Linked DNA regions of Homo sapiens: region 2 is linked to region 1. The links are chromatin loops, found by intact Hi-C in ENCODE. Cell type or tissue: heart left ventricle. All regions are shown on one strand. Links, peaks and the distances in the headings refer to the core of each region. The heading gives the core; the rest is flanking DNA.

Region 1 (2,905 bases), core at 259-2,758:
TCATCCTATTTGGTTCAGTGCAAAGGGTAAGAATCTCTCCTTCTTCTATCCCTCTATACTATGGTTGAGAGGGAGGCTGTTTAGACAGAACAAGAGAAAGCCTGGGAGAACAACTCCTCCAAGAGGGCTGGGAGGTGCTAGGGTTCCTCTGTCAGAAGCTTCCGTCCTCTCAAAGCGTCGGAGAGAATATGTGTGTTTTGCGGGGATCAGAGGAGACAGGCTCATTCACCAGCTCTTCACTCGGAGCCCTGGGATCCCTCCTCCTCTTCCCTCTGAAAGACAAGTTGAACTTTCCAAGGGCAACTCTACTACCTTTTATCTTTCACCCTCAAAGTAATTTTAGCCAAAGAAAAGCAGAATTAAACTTTCATAACACGATACATTTATCTTGTTTTTCTTCTTTCTTTTCTCTATCCTCCCTTCCCCCTGCCCTGACGTCCAGGTACATCTGAGCTAAAGCAAACCAAGATGAACTATCAAGGGATGCTATCAGATTGGAAGAGACGGGGCTAAGCTCTCTGGTCTCCTGCCCATCCCAATACTTCAATATTTTTCCATGCCCCTGTTAGGCAGTTATTATCTCCTTAGATAAGAAAAGCCTCTGGACTCTGCTGTCTCTCAATATTGTCCTCTGCTGAAATGAAAGGGGGAATTATAATTCAGAGAAAGATTCCCACAGAGAATATGAAGAAAAAGATTAAATCAGCGATACAATGTTGACATGCATTCAGTTCCTGAAAGCTCTTTTAAAAAAAAGTCTCCTCAGGAGCAGTTTTGCTACTACCTGAGAGTCTCAAAAATCTGTATTTAGGGAGTTGGGAGATGGGAAGCATGTGAAGGCCCCTCGGGGTTGGGTCAGAAACTTCTGTTGCTGATAAGAACGGCAAGGGCCTTTTGGCGGGCCAGCCAGCAGATTGGACTCCCTGTTAAGTTGAGAATGCACTCCCTCCCTGCCACCCAGCCCTAGACGTGACCTGTTGGGGCAGGCCTCTCCGGAGTTGCTCACAACCCATGCATCCCAGCTTAATGCTGCAGGCGCCTTCTCATCCTCTGCAAACAGACAGAGGCCCAAAGGTCCCACTGGCAATAGGACCCTACCAGTTGTAGTCTCTGGGAAGTGACGGCTGGGAGTTTCGAATATATCTCATCTATTAATATTTTTTTTCTTCTAAAAAAAAAAAAAAGCACAAAAGCCACTGTTTTGGGCCAAGCCTGGCTTTCAAGAGTCCCCTCTAGTGGAGATAACCTGCTACTTCGGCTTCTCAGTTCAGCCCAGAGCCTCCCTGGCCAGTGAAGATTCAGAAAACCCCCTTCTGCCTGCAAGGCTCTCTTTCCCACTTTTCTCTTTGTGTTCACTCTGAGCTCTGTCCACCCCCATTCACACTGTTAATCTCTCTGTCTTTATCTTCCCTTGCTGTCTTCCTCCCTCTCTCCATTTATCTGTGCCTGTGCCCACATCTTGACTTCTGTCTTTCCATGTGTGCCTTTGCTCCTGCATCTTGATCTACATCTTCCATCCACCTGCTGGTTTTCTTTGATGTTCAGGATTCCAGGTCTGACTTGTTAGGAATGCCTTGGTCAGGCCTTGGACCACATGGACTCACTTCAAACGGCCAAAACAGCCACCCACAAGCCAGATCCACAGTGAGAAGCACTAGGAAAATCCTAGTGGTTATAGAGCTGTCTATAACCTGAGCTCAGAGCTCCTGCTCCGAATCCTGTGTGAAGCCGGCTGCTCCCTTCAATAGATTCTCCCCACCTCTGTGCCTGCTTCCCAGTCTCTGACACACGCCCTGCCCTGCAAACAACTGGCAATGCCTGGGTAAAGGGACAACTGGCAGTGCGTGGGAAGAGTATGCTGGGGTAGGGGAAGAAGGTGAGGAAGAGGTGAGTGGGGGTCAGTGGCTGAGCCTGGGGCTGTGGCAGGACAGTGGAGACACAGCAAATGTTAAGCTGGGGTGAAGGGGGGTATGGGGGAACACCTGCTGGTCCTCTGAGTTTCCCAGAGATATTCTTTCACCCAAGAGAGAGACAGAACCAGAGCAGGGAAGGCGGTTAATGGTTAACCAACTGTAGAAGCAGAGAACTTTTGCACTGCTCAGGCCTCAGCCATTTCTTTCAGCTCTGTGCCCTTCCTTCCTCCTCTCCCCTTACACTCTTACCCCGCAAGGACCCTGCTCCCCAACAAAGAACTTTCTCGCCTCTATTTATGCCCTCCAATTCCAGATGGAGCAGTGTGGAGCTAGATAAAGAGGTTCCATATGCCCAAATGCCAGGGAATGAGGCCCAGGAGAGCCTGAGGGCTAAGCCCAGGAGGACGGGGATATCCTCTTCTTACCAGCCATCCCTCCCTCGTGCCTTGAGACCAGCTGTTTGACCCTGGGAAGAACTGCCTTTCTCTCTGTCTCCATAGGGCTCACCTTTAGAAATGACCGAAAAAGAAGTGGATGCACACCCACCCCTCATTTACTCTAATCAGGCATGAAATCTTTGTAACGAAGTGAAAAAACTGTTCAGGGAACTGGTTCCATTCATCATTGTTTGAACTGAGCATATGTGAAGGGTAGAAATAGAATATTCACATATAATGAATTGATAACAGACTGCCCCTGGGTGGGGCGGTGGTGATTGGGGCTGAGGGGGGAACGCACACGAGCTGTAAAACTCCCAGCACCTCAAAGCCTGTTTCTACCAGTTTCCCTATGGACAGTCAGTCCTGAATTATTTCTAGTTAACAGACTGTAACACAATGCTCCAGTCTCTTTATGATCAGAATGGGGGTGGGGGGTGGGGGCTTGGCTAGGCGCTCCTTGCCTCTCCATTTGCCATGATGGACAGAAGTATATTGTGCCTCAGTTCGTGTGTGTGGAGACAGCTGTGTGGCAATGCAGGGAGACAGCTGGTG
Region 2 (2,905 bases), core at 193-2,692, 60 kb before region 1:
TTCTATAGGAGCATAATAAGTGTCCATTCCTACCTTCTTTCCTCTTTATCCTACCGAGAGGAGAAAAAAAAAGAGCAAAGGTCACGCTCCCATGGCACTGTTTTTGTGGAATTCCTGAGCTCTTTGGAGTAGAGGGGAGGAGAAAGCTATGGCAAAGAGTTATGAGAAGCCTTGCTTTGAAAATTAATGTACACAATGTGCAGCCAGGTGCCTGTTCCCTACAGGGCATGGGGACAGTGTGCACAGGGACATTGTCACTTTCTGCTGAGCCTGAAGCTCAGCTAGAGGAACAGGTGGGGAAGAATGAGGGTGGGCCTAACTGAGGGAGGAGAGCTTGGCTGCAGCCCAGTGTTCCTGAAAAAGGTTTACACAGTGAGTCAGGCTGGCCCCAGCACCCCCTTGAGGAAGGCCTAAAATACCAAATGAAAGAATAAATCTTCAGGGGTAGGGGCGGGGGTGTTGCCTGCCTCTGCCTTCTCTCCAAGGGGTTCCTATGTGTGCGAGCTAGCAGCACTCCCCCATCTCACACTGCACCTGGGCCCTTGGCCTCCTTGTTGGGAACCCAATTTGGAAGGTATCGAATGAGGGACAATGTAAACACCTGTATCCAGGAGGATGCGAGGAGAAGAAGAGTTCCAATAACTCACCCTTAGGGGAGTGGTTTGCAAAATGTGGTACTCAGATCAACAGCATCAACATCAACTGGAAACTTACAAAATCAGCATTTGGAAAATACAAATTCTCAGGCTCCATCTCAGATCCATTAAATCAGAAATGCTGGGCGTGGGACCCAGTGATCTGTATTTTAATAAGCTCTGCAGGTGATTCGGATGCAAGCTTAAGTTTGAGAACAACTAGTTTAGGGTGTGGGTTGAAGTCTTTTTCTTGGTTTAAAGAGGAGGGACATGTGCTACCACACAAAGGGGCCTTCCCCCTTGCCCTAGCATGTAAGCCCTGACACACAGCATCCCCACAAGCATGACAGCACGCTGGGCCTGGGCTACGGAGAGTCTCTGGTGATGAGGACAGGGGCAGAGGCCCTGTGGGTGGTTATGGGGAGGAGAGAGGCGGGGAGGCTGCCACAACTCATTTTCTCTTAACATGAAAGCCCAGAGGAAGCCTAAGCATCCTCGCCATTGAAGCTGGTAAATTACAGGATGATGATGGTGATATTACCAATAATGATGATAATAGCACCAATAACGTGAGGTCAGACAGGCACTTTCCCGTCCTCGGTCAAGGGGTAAGGTTGCAGCTTTGGTGCATTTGCTTCTGATTTAGAGGAAAACCTGGCTCACAGCCAGCTCCATTTCCCTGCTAGGAGGTGCAGCCGGGGCTTTTGGCTCTTTGTCCTCCCTCCCTTCTGCCGGACCTGTCCTGTGGTCAGGAACCTCCTCCCTCCTGGCATAATGGTCTGCCAAGAGGCAGGCAGCACTCACTCCCCTTCTCCCCCACCAGACCAACCCTTGGTTCACAGACTACACGTCAGCCCTAGAGGTCAAGATCAGAGGGAGAGGCTCAACCTAGATGCTATCCACAGGGTGGGGCAGATGAGGGCCCTGGAGGCTCTATTAGCCTCTCTCAGATAAGCCACAAAGAGAAACTGGAAGGCAAAAACTGTGTGAGTGTTAGGGTAGGAGGCTTCAGCAAATCCATAAATACCTTGAGCTGAAGCCTCCCCTTGGAGATTCTGTACTCTCTCCTGCTGCCCAGGGAAGCCAGAGCAGGGATTCAGAATCTCAAGGAGAGAAAAGGTCATCTGGTAGCATCTTCCTTCTACAGTATCCCCTGCCACCCCCCAACCCCTGCCTAAGGCATCTTTCTTACTCTTCTTTGAGATTTCCCAGGATGAAATACTTCCCCAAATGCTACAGCATTTTCTAGGAGGATCAAAGGGAACAAGCAAATACCCAAGCCCTGGGTCTCTCCCCTCTGGCTGCCTCCTGCCCCGCCCCCACCCTGGGGCTTCAAACACGAGGAAATTAGCACAAGGCCCCCTGTCATCACATGCAGTGACTTGTGAACATGTGCTTGGGTTGTTCCTCCTCCACAACAGGCGGTTTAGAGCAGCTCACTGGGGGCTTGTATTTTTTTTTTTTTTTTTAAATAACTGTGTGTATGTTAAAGTCATTAAGGCTGGGAAAGGGGGTGGAGTGGTAGGAGAGTAAAGGCCATTATATGGGAGGAGAAGAAAAATGGCCTGTCTTCAGGCTGTCAGCAGAAGAAACGCCTCTGCATTCAAGCGGTGGGAGAGGGGCTCCGGTAGGAGGCCTGAGTGGGCACCTCTGCCGGGATGGCTGGGAGCAGGGGCAGAAGGCAGAGAAAACAGGTTCATCACATAGCCTGAGCTTTGGCTGTGGCAGTGGCAGTGGCTATGGCTGCCTGGGTATGGACTGTCACTATTCATTAAAGAGCCACCAAGAGAGAAGAAACCTGGGAAACAAAAACCCAAGAGCTCATGCTTAACTTTCATGTATCAGGCACCGCGTTACACCCTCTGCATCTGCTTTATGTTGAATCCAAACAACATTGGCATCCATCCTAGAAAGGCACTATTATTTACTCCGTTTGGCAGACGAGGAAACTGAGAGTCACAGTGGTTAACTTTACACAGCTAGCAAGGGGTGGAAGAAGTGTGGAGACACGGGTGAGTCTTCAGAGATTTTGTCTGAAGTTGTTGCCCCTCATGAGTATTCGCTGTCATTGCCCCACACCCTAAAGCAATCGAGGGGAACTGGGATGGAAGATATCCCAGGAGGGGTAAAAAGGACTGTGATGAGGGAAATGGGGGTAGGAGGGAAAGGGAGTAACCGCTATTGGCCCTGGCCATGTCAAGCTTCTGGGGTCTCCCCCTGCCCAAGTTTGAGAGGGGATGGCGGAGGCTGACTTCTCTGCGACCCCAAAC

Evidence for each region. Hi-C counts contacts between places; a loop is a spot of excess contacts. Peaks named below come from ENCODE experiments on the same cell type or tissue, not always from the same donor. Only the 100,000 strongest peaks of a DNase experiment are listed, where the experiment ranks them.
Region 2: a loop joins it to region 1, with 2.0 times the contacts of the local background. A loop is called at or near these places in 27 of 110 quality-filtered maps.

What each region holds. Positions count from the first base shown.
Region 1 is chr1:208,237,985-208,240,889 of GRCh38, forward strand. The region is part of intron 1 of PLXNA2 (plexin A2); the gene reads right to left. Among named protein-coding and RNA genes, the nearest start is that of PLXNA2, 4.9 kb to the right of the region's middle. In heart left ventricle, for the core only: a CTCF peak has its summit at 1,237 (motif pointing left); no DNase peak of the experiment used is centred there; H3K4me3 peaks cover 1,734 bases; H3K27ac peaks cover 1,591 bases.
Region 2 is chr1:208,178,078-208,180,982 of GRCh38, forward strand. All of the region lies in intron 3 of PLXNA2 (plexin A2), which reads right to left. Among named protein-coding and RNA genes, the nearest start is that of PLXNA2, 65 kb to the right of the region's middle. RefSeq lists enhancers at 1,109-1,665, 1,789-2,742. In heart left ventricle, for the core only: no CTCF peak of the experiment used is centred there; a DNase peak (open chromatin) is centred at 1,323; H3K27ac peaks cover 521 bases.